2 separate regions of the Homo sapiens genome follow, and region 2 is linked to region 1. A link is an interaction called in ENCODE POLR2A ChIA-PET data of the cell type or tissue named here. Cell type or tissue: GM12878. All regions are shown on one strand. Each heading gives the region's core, and the rest is flanking DNA. Links, peaks and the distances in the headings are about the cores only.

Evidence for each region. Peaks named below come from ENCODE experiments on the same cell type or tissue, not always from the same donor. Only the 100,000 strongest peaks of a DNase experiment are listed, where the experiment ranks them.
Region 2: POLR2A ChIA-PET joins it to region 1 with 5 read pairs; 2 of 35 experiments call an interaction of 5 or more read pairs at or near these places.

The regions. Positions count from the first base shown.
Region 1 is chr3:61,666,758-61,674,819 of GRCh38, forward strand. The region is part of intron 1 of PTPRG (protein tyrosine phosphatase receptor type G); the gene reads left to right. LOC124906245 (a long non-coding RNA gene) reads left to right here. Exons shown (of 2, transcript XR_007095942.1): 1 at 1-8,062. Among named protein-coding and RNA genes, the nearest start is that of PTPRG, 110 kb to the left of the region's middle. RefSeq lists an enhancer at 5,136-5,973. In GM12878, for the core only: no CTCF peak of the experiment used is centred there; a DNase peak (open chromatin) is centred at 3,067.
Region 2 is chr3:61,892,664-61,897,663 of GRCh38, forward strand. All of the region lies in intron 2 of PTPRG (protein tyrosine phosphatase receptor type G), which reads left to right. Among named protein-coding and RNA genes, the nearest start is that of PTPRG, 330 kb to the left of the region's middle. In GM12878, for the core only: a CTCF peak has its summit at 2,406; a DNase peak (open chromatin) is centred at 2,568.

The DNA of each region.
Region 1 (8,062 bases), core at 1-5,000:
CATCTATCCTAGATGCCAGTAGCACACTCATCCTCTTTGTAATACCAGAGATGTCTCAAGAGTAATTTGTTTCTGACCACTGACAGAAGCCTACTTAAGAAAAGCTGACAGCTGATGTCAGGTGTTTTCTTTGTTCAAAAATGGTGTAGAACAGTACTTGGAGTGAATGGGTGACTTCAATTTAGTAATTGTTTTTACATTTAGTAAAGAAATTATGTAATGGTAGTGTCTCCTCTCCCTTACCCCCCCAATTCATTTGAATTAATAATTTAAAAAGTACTTTTAAAACTTAGACCCAGCCATCTGTTCCTTCCTGTTGCCTTACAGCAGCAGTAATTGCTTTAGGATGGGCTTGGAAACAAGAGCGGAAATGGTCTCCAGTGACCCCAAATCATAACAGAACTCGAATCCTAAGAAAAACCACAAGTGGCTTATGAATAAGCTGAAAACTTAAATGCCTCCTCAACAATTTAAATTTGGATTGCATAGCTTATGGATTTGGTGGGACATTCTAACCTCGATGTATCTTTAACATTTTCTGCTTTTAAGATGCAAAGGCGTTAACATAGGGATGGAGAGAAAACTTCCTTCTAAGTTTTCCTAGAAAGTCTGGCACCTTTGACATAGCTATAACAGAAAGAAAAATATATATATGTATTTGATACTGGTTCTAGATAATGCCATTAATTAGATTTAAAATGATGCTTATAGCAAGCATATGTACAACGTAATATGTTCCAGCTACGACTCTAAGCACTTTTCCCATTTTAATTCACTTGCTTCTCAGAACAGTTCTATGAGGGAGGCTCTATTAGGCCTGACTCATGCTCGGCATTTTGTACACGAGGAAACTAAAGCAAGGCAAAGTCGACTGCCCAGAATTACCGGCTAATAAATGTCAGTCTTGCCTGGTGCTGCACACCTGCAGTCCCAGGTACTTAGGAGGCTGAGGTGGGAGGATCTCTTGAGCCCAGGAGTTTGAATCTAACTGGGAAACATAGTGAGACTTTGTCTCTTTAAACAAAATTTTTTTAATTAAAAAAAAAAAAAAAGTCAGTCTGGCTACTAGTCTTTTAAGTCCATTCTGCTGATTCTAAGACTTGATCCACAAGACCAGGGATTGGCAAACCATGGCCCATGGGCAAACATCTGGCCTACTGCCTATTTTTTTGTAAATAAAGTTTTATTGGTCAAGGTGTAGGGGTGGGAAAAAAGTTTTATTGGAATAGAGCCCCTGCTATTTGTTGACTTATTGTCTATGGCTGTTTTCTTGCTACAACAGTAGAAATGAGTGTTTGCAACAGAGACCATATGGCTTGCCAAGCCTAAAATATTTACTGTCTGGCTGTTAGCAGAGTGAGTCTGCCTACCCATACAGAAGACCATTCTCATCCATATGTATAGTCCAGAAAGGTAGGAACAAATTTTTAAAAATCTTAATTCCATATACTTTCAAATAAGATTGAGTTAAAACTCATACATTGAAGGTCCAAGTATTTGGTGCCATTCTCCAGTGTTATGATGAATGTGAAATCATTTACAGGACACCCCTCTATCAGGCATTTGGGGGAAGAGAAAGGAACAGATAAACATGTGAAAAATGGGAGAGTGTGTGAACTCTCTATAGTACTCTAGAAAGCCCGGCTTTAACTCTGCAAAATTTGAAAATAGCAATCTTAAACTTTCTGTTTTTCTCGCTGCTTTTCTGCAACAGCTTCAGAATAGAAACTGACAGGCCCATTTTAGTAGAAAGCAAACGGCAGTGTGTGGGTGGCGCCTTATAACACAGCAACTCAAGGTTAGGTGGGGGGAGACCAAGAATTGAGTTTCTTTTGTTAAATCAGAAATTATGCAAATTTTACAAAAAGTATTAGAGGAAATGTGTAAGGCTTTAATTGGTTTTATGGGTTTGTCGCTTTTTTTTAAAAAAGGTTACTTTGTGAACATTACCCTCTGCTGAACATGTAGACACTTCCTGAAGTTTAATGAGATCTCAGAGTAGAATCACAACAAATGTGACTCTCAGATATTTTCAAGAGATGGTATTATCTTGGGCTGAAAGTATGTTACACTAAGGCTGTCATTTCTTAGGAGGATTTACTCTACCACACAAGCTCCTCTATCTGAAATTATGATGAGCCCCAACATAGAGCTTTTTGCTTATACTAAATTCAGAGAATACTTAGTATTTGCTAAATCAGTGGTGGCCTACTTTTTAAAGCTCATTTATTACACTGAACTTTAGATAATATAGAAATGCTTTCTAATTACAGTTTTGTCCCCTGGTAAAACTAACACTGTGCATTGCGTTTGTATTATTGACATTACCTTCTAGGGCCTTGAGTGAAGGATGCTGAGCTGCGCTGCTCTCTAGGATTGGTTATTTTAAACTTTGATTTTTGCTTGAGAGTGGACTAAGGTAGTGTAGTTAAATAAAAAGTATGAGCAGAAGTGTTTGTTTCAGGCAAGATTTTTTCAGGGCCTCATTTCCAGTGGGGTTGATGGATGATTTTTGTGGCTTAGAGCTTGAGACATTATGAGTTGTTCACCGAGACCCAGAATCAGGTCAGAGGACTGACTCCAAATACTGTAATGTGCTTGGATGCTGGTACCGGTATCAAGAGGCTCAGAGGAACATTGGATGTGTCTGTCCCTAGTAATGACAGCACAGTCACAGCTGGTCTGTGGCTTAACAGTGTCTGCAGGGGCATCCATTCCCATCCCTCTTACTCCTTCTTACTTCTCTTCCTAGACTTTACTGTCTCTGTTAATTACAGTTCCATTTCAGATAGAGAGTTAATTGATTTAAGTTTATGACTGGACCCCCGTGCCTGCAGTGTATTGTTGAATGAATGGATGTTTTGATTTTTTCTTCTCCTTTGAAGCAAGGAATTTACTGCTTGGAACTATGCTGCACAGGTTTTTCTTAACGTTCTGTAGGATACACATTACTTTTTCTACTATGTGTCTTTTATTGCTGCAAAAGTCAGTTGTACTTGAGACAGTTTGGCACTGAGAGGGGAATGTGGCATATCTTGGCACTGTGGACAGCTGGTTGGGTGTTGATGTGGTGACAGGGAGGAGGGAAGGGCTCACAGACCAGACACGTGCTGCCTTTGAATGCAGGTGGTGATCAGTGTGCTTAGTCATGTAGGGCTGCTCTTCGTGGAAGAGGTAGCTTGGTAGGGTGGTTGAGTTTCAGTACTGGAGTCGGCAGAACTAGACTTCTGTCCCCACCCTGGCTCACTAGCTGTTTGACATTGGACACCTTGATTCAATCCCTTTGAACATTAGTCTCCTTGTCTCTTTGATGGGGATAAATATCTGCTTCACACATAGCCCTGTGGGAAGATGTGAAAAGCCCAACTCTGGGTGTGTTAGGGGCAGATAAATGCTGAGTGTTAGCTTTCCTTTAGCCGAATCTGAACTGATTGAATTGCATTGGGACTCAGTTTGTAGTCAGTGACTTATGTTCAAAAACTTGGGAAGACCCAGGAGGGGGTTGACTTATCCCGAAAAATCAGGTTCTTTTTGAAAATGTGTTAATTCTTTCAGGCCAGCAAGGTGTCATCTAAGAATGTCTGCCAGTAACTAGTTCCCAGGGAGTCTTAAAGATGTCACTGTAGCTTTCAGACATACCTGAGTTACTCTTAAGAGCACCTTGCCTTGTAGGAATCCATTTTGTGATATTTGTTTAAATTATGTCACAGCGCATTGCAGACTTGTAATCTGTTTTCAAAATGGTATTGTCTGCGCCCTTATTGATCAGCGCGACATCTTTTACTTGCTTATCTCTGCTTTCCATATGGTCATACTCCAAAGCTAGACCTAGAGCAGACCCACTAACTCATTAACCTCTCTGACACGAAATAGAAACCTTCTAGAAGGGGACCAGCTATGGGAGGCAGAGTTCTTAAAATCTCTCGCAGTCCCCCGGCATTTTCCTGAGCCTCCGGTTGTAGGTATTAGACTGGGCGCGAGTTTTCACAACACGGGGAATTTGTCATGGTTGAGTCTGCTGTCGTTTGAAATACTGCTTAGTTCTTTAAGATATAATTAAGTAGAATCGCAGAAAAGAGACCTTCGTTGGCATTTTTTGTTTGTGTTGTGACTATCGAAATCCCTGCTCTCCGGAGGCTTGCCCTGACTTGGGGTGGGGAGTGTGACGTAGAGACACTGCGAAGCCGGAGCGATCAGGTTAGGTGAGGCCATGCTTAAGTTGGATTCGTTGAAAATATGATTCAATTTGAGAACATGGTAGTGCCCATTTCCAAGCTGTCACAGAGTCCAGGAGATGGGGAATAAAAAATCTTCGGCATCTCTCGGGGAAGATTATTTTGTTTGAGGTCTTAGGACTTCTCCTGATACTGTATGAACTTTCTTTTTTTTTTTTTTTTTTTAATTGATCATTCTTGGGTGTTTCTCGCAGAGGGGGATTTGGCAGGGTCACAGGACAATAGTGGAGGGAAGGTCAGCAGATAAACAAGTGAACAAAGGTCTCTGGTTTTCCTAGGCAGAGGACCCTGCGGCCTTCTGCAGTGTTTGTGTCCCTGGGTACTTGAGACTAGGGAGTGGTGATGACTCGTAAGGAGCATGCTGCCTTCAAGCATCTGTTTAACAAAGCACATCTTGCACCGCCCTTAATCCATTCAACCCTGAGTGGATATAGCACATGTTTCAGAGAGCACAGGGTTGGGGGTAAGGTCACAGATCAACAGGATCCCAAGGCAGAAGAATTTTTCTTAGTACAGAACAAAATGAAAAGTCTCCCATGTCTACCTCTTTCTACACAGACACGGCAACCATCCGATTTCTCAATCTTTTCCCCACCTTTCCCCCCTTTCTATTCCACAAAACCGCCATTGTCATCATGGCCCGTTCTCAATGAGCTGTTGGGTACACCTCGCAGACGGGGTGGTGGCCGGGCAGAGGGGCTCCTCACTTCCCAGTAGGGGCGGCCGGGCAGAGGCGCCCCTCACCTCCTGGACGGGGCGGCTGGCCGGGCGGGGGGCTGACCCCCCCACCTCCCTCCCGGATGGGGCGGCTGGCCGGGCAGAGGGGCTCCTCACTTCCCAGTAGGGGCGGCCGGGCAGAGGCGCCCCTCACCTCCCGGACTGGGCGGCTGGATGGGCGGGGGGGGCTGATCCCCCCACCTCCCTCCCGGACGAGGTGGCTGCTGGGCGGAGATGCTCCTCACTTCCCAGACGGGGTGGCTGCTGGGCGGAGGGGCTCCTCACTTCTCAGACGGGGCGGTTGCCAGGCAGAGGGTCTCCTCACTTCTCAGACGGGGCGGCTGGGCAGAGACGCTCCTCACATCCCGGACGGGGCAGCAGGGCAGAGGTGCTCCCCACATCTCAGACGATGGGCGGCCGGGCAGAGATGCTCCTCACTTCCCAGATGTGATGGCGGCCGGGAAGAGGCGCTCCTCACTTCCTAGATGGGATGGCGGCCGGGCAGAGACGCTCCTCACTTTCCAGACTGGGCAGCCAGGCAGAGGGGCTCCTCACATCCCAGACGATGGGCGGCCAGGCGGAGACGCTCCTCACTTCCCAGACGGGGTGGCGGCCGGGCAGAGGCTGCAATCTCGGCACTTTGGGAGGCCAAGGCAGGCTGCTGGGAGGTGGAGGTTGTAGCGAGCCGAGATCACGCCACTGCACTCCAGCCTGGGCACCATTGAGCACTGAGTGAATGAGACTCCGTCTGCAATCCCGGCACCTCGGGAGGCCGAGGCTGGCGGATCACTCGCGGTTAGGAGCTGGAGACCAGCCCGGCCAACACAGCGAAACCCCGTCTCCACCAAAAAAATAAGAAAACCAGTCAGGCATGGCGGCGCCGCCTGCAATTGCAGGCACTCGGCAGGCTGAGGCAGGAGAATCAGGCAGGGAGGTTGCAGTGAGCCGAGATGGCAGCAGTACCGTCCAGCTTCGGCTCGGCATCAGAGGGAGACCGTGGAAAGAGAGGGAGAGGGAGACTGTGGGGAGAGGGAGAGGGAGAGGGAGAGGGAGAAGAGGGAGAGGGAGAGAGGGAGAGAGAGGGAGAGAGGGGGAGAGAGAGGGAGAGAGAGAGGGAGAGGGAGAGGGCTCTTAAGGGTCCATCATGTTTTGGAGTCTAAAAGTTGGGACCCGGTGTGGGGGCACAACACCTGCAATCCTAGCACCTTGGGAGGCCAAGGCAGGAGGATTCTTGATTGGCCCAGGAGTTTGAGACCAGCCTGTGTGACATGGTGAGACTGTCTCTGCAAAATATAAAAAATTAGCTGGGTGTGGTGGTGCGTGCCCGTAGTCCTAGCTACTCGGAGAGACTGAGGTGGAGTGTATCACTCGAGCCTGGGAAGTCGAGGCTGTAGTAAGTGGCGATCGTGGCACCTGCACTCCAGCCTAGGCAACAGAGCGATACTCTGTCTCAAAATAAAATGGAAGAAAAAAGATAAAACAAATAAATAACAAGCTATAAGTTGTCCCTGCATGTAAAACAAAAATTGTTCCTGCATGTGAATCACAGTCTTTGCGCTTTCTGGAAAGTAATAGAAATTTCTGTGGATGAGCCACTTGGCAAAGGTTATTTCTAAAACTCTGTGTTAGAGATTTTTGGTAAATAACAAAGAGCCTGAATGGTCCCATGGGATAAAACACCAGCTCAAGACTTTACAAAGTGGGGCTCTCATTGAGGTAGTTCTCAGTCTGCAAAATGAAGATGATACACCTTAGATGGTATATATTTCAATGCTATTATTATTGAGAGCCAGTTTGGCATTAGGCATCACACTGAGTACAAATTTATTTCTACATGTTCTTCTTTTAAAATATGGAATTCTTTTATTATTGTTTGTACTAGTTTATTATTACTGTTTGTATAAATCTATGCAAGTACAAGTGCAATTGTGTTACATGCATAGATTATGGAGTGATCAACTTGGGACTTTTAGGGTATCCACCACCCGAGTAATGTACCTTATACCCAGTAAGTAATTTCTTATCATCTAACCCCCTTTCTGACTATTGAACTCTGAGCAACACTTGACTGGATTGGGAGGATTGGAGTAAGAAGAATGTACATTCCTTATGTTAAGATGTGGTAGGAAATAGAAACTTGGCTTTGTCCATAAAAACGTGTGAGTTCATGTCCTTTTCAGGAACATGGATGAAGCTGGAAACCCTCATTCTCAGCAAACTCAGGAACAGAAAACCAAACACTGCTTGTTGTCATAAGTGGGAGTTGAACAAAGAGAAAACATGGACACATGGAGGGGAACATCACACACTGGCGTCTTTGTGGGGTGGGTGGGGTAGGGGAGGGATAGCATTAGGAGAAATACCTAACGTAGATGACGGGTTGATGGGTGCAGCAAACCACCATGGCACGTGTATACCTATGTAACAAACCTGCACGTTCTGCACATGTATCCCAGAACAAGTATAATAATAATAAAAAAAAAAAAGAAACATGGCTTTGCATGAGAAAAGCCTATTGAATGTCTCAGAGATGGACATGTTAATGTTGCCTTGAGTAGAAAGATCTGGATACTGATCTCCAGCTCCCCGCTCTTTCAGTTTTGGATTCTACTGTTACCTAATGTGTTTAAAGCCATATTGGTTAGCAGGGAGTAGTGATCCCAGCTACTCAGGAGGCTGAGGTGGGAGGATTGCTTGAACCCAGGAGGTGGAGGCTGCAGTCAGCTGAGATCGCCCCACTGCCCTCCAGCCTGGGCGATAGAGTGAGACTCCATCTCAAAAAAAAAAAAAAAAAAAAAAAAGCCATATTAGTACTCTATAAATACTCCATTAAAAAAAGGTGGGAGGTAGGAGACGATTCCCCAGTTGTCCAAAAAATTCGATTGATGTGCTGCTGACTTCTGTTTGGTTTAGCAGATGTTTGTTGAGCAGCTGTTTGTTGAATTGGTTGAAAATGAATTAAAAATAATTTTATCTTGACCTTTCTCTTTGTAACTTTAACATCACCTCATGAGGTAGCTGGAAAAGTCCTGGAATGTCTTTCAAACTCTGGGTGGGAATTACTGTTTACAAGTTGTCAGCCAGTGTCACTAGGTGATAATTCCCCTCTG
Region 2 (5,000 bases), core at 1-5,000, 230 kb after region 1:
AAATTAGCCGGGTGTGGTGGAACGTTCCTGTAATCCCAGCTACTCAGGAGGCTGAGGCAGGAGAATCGCCTGAACCCGGGAGGGGGAGGTTGCAGTGAGCCGAGATCGTGTCATTGCGCTCCAGCCTGAGCAACAAGAGCAAAACTCTGTCTCAAAAAAAAAAAAAAGTACCTGGGTCCCTTTAATTGATTATTGATATGTATGTGTATTAATGAATGAAATAAAAATTGGGGCTCACTTTGTTCAGTTTTTAATAAGACCATCTTAAGGGGTTAGGCTGGTTAATAACTAAAGAGTAGATACAATACAGCATAAGAATCAAACTCGATTCAAAACCTTCATTCCCAGTTTCTAATGCAGGGATGTAACAGATGTTCTTACATTTAGACTGTTATCTTGATGGGTGGCACGTCATTATCGTCGACTGCTGATGAGGTGCAGATGAATGCTGCTGGGAGCCATGTGTGATAGTGGAGGAAGTTCTAATTGGAGTGCTCTCAGTACAGAAAATTTAAGAATTTATCAATGTTTTAGGAGATAGCATATTTTGGGAAAGTCAGTGTGTCTGCAAGCTGCTGAAAGATGTTCTTGTAGACTTGTTGAAGAATTATGAACTGCAGGATGCCAGTTTTTGAAATCCCAATTCCTTTGGTAATAAGTATAAAAATAGCCACTATAAATTGAGCCCCAGGTACTGTTAAACTAACTTAATTCTCATAAGAACCCCATAAGGTAGTCAATGTCAATATCTCTTTTTAGCATTTTGGGCAAAGTAGATCCAGAGTGATTACCCAGAGTGATTGATTATTGACTGTAGGTGGAAGAGCCCATTATCTACCGTTAGCTTTGGTAGTCTTAACCGCTATGGCGCAGCTGCCTCTGCAGTTTGGATGGCTCATACAAAAATCCACTTGAGGACTGGGTGATACTTTTTTTGGTAAGACAGGTTTTCTTTCATCTAATGAGGTATGTTTTGGAGTCTTTATGTGAAACATTTTCTTCTAAACCATGATTATTAAGGGCAGGAGCTACGTCTGTGTGTTCACCATTTTATCATCAGGCTTTCAGTGGTGTATAATAAATATTTGTTGATTGGACTTGGATTCTTGAGCGGGGGCATCCAGTTGGTATGGTTAGGGAACTTTTAAGAGAAACATTTCGTTTATGCAAACAACTCTTAAAGGATGTATCTTTCAAACATTTCTTTGGTGCTGGTCAGGTCACTTACTACTGGGCTAATAGGAGTGGTGGTTTCCTCCTTGTTAAAGTTGTCTGTTACCTGAGAGTATTTGGGACTGATAGAGAAGCTGGTGGTGGGGGTGTTATTTGCAGAGAAAGCAGCTGGCACTAAGTTTACAGGCTAATTAGAAATGGTCACGCCTCTAATCCCAGCACTGTGAGAGGCTGAGGTGGGCAGATCACTTGAGGTCAGGAGTTCAAGACCAGTCTGGTCAACATGGCAAAACCCCGTCTCTACTAAAAATGCAAAAATCAGCTGGGTGTAGTGGTGCGTGCCTGTAATCCCAGCTACTGGGAGCTGAGGCGAAAGAATTGCTTGAACCTGGAAGGTGGAGGCTGCAGTGAGCCAAGATTGTGCCACTTCACTCCAGCCCGGGCAACAGAGCAAGACTCTGTGTCAAAAAAAAAAAAAAAAAAAAAAAAAAAAAAAAAGGTCAGCTTTTATCTTATCTGGTGCTGGAGGAGTTGGAAACTATTTAAAAGAGTAACCAAATTTAATCTGAAAAAGATGGTTTACTCTGTTGGCAGCTGAGAAATAAAAAGACTGGAGTAAAAATTGGAAAGAGTTCATTAGTAATAACAAAACATTTATTTTTGGGATCCATGCTATGGTTTTTGACAGTCATCTCTTATTTATTTTCATTTTTCTAACAGCTCTTAGGGTGAAGAACAGTCATTAATTCCCCTTTACAGATAATAGAGACTTACTAAAGGTAATCGCCTAACTTAATGTCACCCAGATATTAGATATTAAGTGTCAAAACTGTGATTTCAACTTGGGCTTTATGGCTCCAGCAATGAGGCTCTTAAAACATGGTCACAAAGAAAACCTTCTTCCTTGGGATGAATCAGATTTGAGAAGATCAAGGGAGTAACAGCTACCTTTGCCCTTGGAGATCAGATCCACTTAGTAGCTCTAAGTTATTAATCTTGCTTTTATTTTTTTTTTTAATTGTATGTTAGCGATCCTTTTGTTAAATGCAATGCTAGCATCCCTCTCTGTCAGGAGTTTGAATCTCAGCACCATTGATATTTGGGGCCCCATAAGTCTTTGTTGTAGGAGGGTATCTTGTACATTGTGGAATGGTTAGCAGTATCTCTGGGCCCTCTGCCCCCATAGCTGTGACAACCAGTGTCTCCAGATGGACGTCGTTAAACATCCCCTAGGGGCAGAATGGATCCCTGATGAGAATCACTCCTCAGCAGGAAGAAGACAGCAGTAAATTATAAACAGGTAAGTGTTCTAACAGGGCTTCTGAAACTCATGCGTATGAGTCACTTCATAGCTTGTCACAGTGGTTTTTTCAAGCATTACTCTGACTTAGTTGGTCTGGCTGGGAGCCAAGGGATCTGGAAAGTGATTGATGCAGGGTGTTTCTTGGACCGTACTTTTAGGGGAAGTAGCCACAAAGAGCTGAACCTCACACCCTTTCATGTAAACTTCCTGCTTAGCAACAGAATAGAGTACCTTCATGGTTATTAAAATGCTTTTCTCCTTGTCTTTTTATTTTTTCTTAGATCTGCTGGCCTATCTTGCTAGTGATTAAGTTTACAGTTCAGCTAATCATTTGCTCCAGGTTTCCGAGCTTGTAAAATCGCATGCTGTGCATATAAATGTATAGGATTTTGACCTTAGAAACTGAGGAGCAATTATCCACATGTCTTAAGACAGAGTAGGCCACCTTTTGACTTTGAAAGTATCACCAGGAGGGCATTTTATTTTTGAAAGTCAAGTTTTGTGTTTCGAAATATGTTTGTTGGGCTTCTTGGTAGCAGTTTAAGTTTTATTGTGATTAGGGGCTGAAACAAGTGATAAAAAATGAAGTTTCCTATTTAGTGATGTGATGTCACCTGTTGCTGCAGATGAGAGTTGGTTCTCTTTAAAAATTTGAAAGTGATACCATTTATATTTCAGGATTCTCACCATGTAATTTCTCTCTTCTGGCTATCAACCTGCACTTTTTAAATTTAAATTTTTATTCAGATTGTAGGTTCACATACAGTTGTAAAAAATAATACAGAGATATCACTTATATACTTTGCCTAGTTTCCCCAAAGGTAGCATTCTGGTAAAACTATGGTATATCACAGGATATTGATATGGATATAGTCCACTGATCTTCTTCAGATTTCCTGATTTTAATTTATACTTATTATGTGCATTATGTAGGTGTGTGCATGTGTGTATAAATTCTATATAATTTTGTCATTTGCGTAGGTTCATGTATCCACTATCCCAGTCAAGATACTGAACAGTTCCAATACCATAAGGATCCCTCATGTTTCCCTTTTATAACCACGCCTACCTCCTCCCTCCTCCCATCTCTAACTCCTAGAAACCTCTAATCTGTCTTCATTTCTAAAGCTTTTGTCACTTCAAAAATGTTACATAAGTGGAATCATACAATATTTAATCTTTGCAGATTGCTTTTCTTTCACTTGGAATAATTCTCGGGAACTCATCCATTTTGTGTATATCAGTGTTTGTTCTGTTTTATTGTTGAGTAATATGCCAAGGTGTAGATGTGCCACAGTTTAACCTTTCACTTATTGAAGGATATCTGGACTGATTCCAGTTTTTGGCTATTACAGATAAAGCTGCTGGGAACATGTGTGTACAGGTTTTTCTATGAACCTACATTTTCTATTTCTCTGGAATTAATAACCAAGAGTCCAATTGCTGGGTTGTGTGGTAGTTACGTATGCAGTTTTATGAGAAATTGGCAAATGGTTTTCCAGAGTGGCTGTACCATTTTGCATTCCTGTAGCAACATATCTCTGCAGCCTTGGCAATTTTTGACATTACAATTTGATATTGATATTGATACTGATTTTTAATTTTTTACTTTAGCCTTTTGGATCACCAATGTAGTGATATCTCATTGTAGTTTGAATCTGCATTTACCTAATGGGTAATGATGTTGAACAACTTTTCCCATGCTTATTTGCTATCTGTATGTCGTCTTTGGTGAACTATTCGTGTCTTCTGCCGATTCTCTTTTCTAATTGTATTTTTTTCCTTCTTACTATTAAATTTTGAGAGGTTTTTTTTTTAATATATTCTGAATACTAGTCCTTTGTTGAATTTGTGGTGTGCAAGTATTTTTCCCAGTCTGTAACTTGTGTGTTTATCCTGTGTTATTTTGTCTTTATGAGCTTTCTTGGCAGAAAAGTTTTTAGTTTTTATTAGGCTCAGTTTATCAAATTTTCCTTTTATAGATCATGCTCTTAGTGTTCAGGTCTAAGAACACTAAGAATGTAGGGCTTAGCCCTACGTTACCAAGATTCTCTCCTATGTTTTTCTGAAAATTTTATAGTTTTACAATTGAAATTTAAATAGATGATCCATTTTGAGTTAATGTTTGTATGAGGTGTGAGGTTTAGGCTGATCTTCTCTTTTTTTTTGCCTAAGGTTTTCCAGTTACTTTGGCACCATCTGTTGAAAAGGGTATTCTTCCATTAATTTTATATCTTCATCAAAAATGAGTTGAGCATATTTGTTTGAGTCTATTTCTGGGTTCTCTCTTCTGTTCCATTGATTGATGTCCCTATCTCTCCACCAATATCACACTGTCGTGATTACTATAGCTGTACAGTAAGTCAATATCAGGTAGAAAGATTCTTCTCTCTCGATTGTTCTGTCAAGATTTTTGTAGCCATTCTAGGGCCTGTGCTATTCTATAGAAGTTTTATAGTCTTGTGGATGTCTGCAAAAACTTTCCTGGGATTTTAATAGGAATTGTATTAATAGTATAGATCAG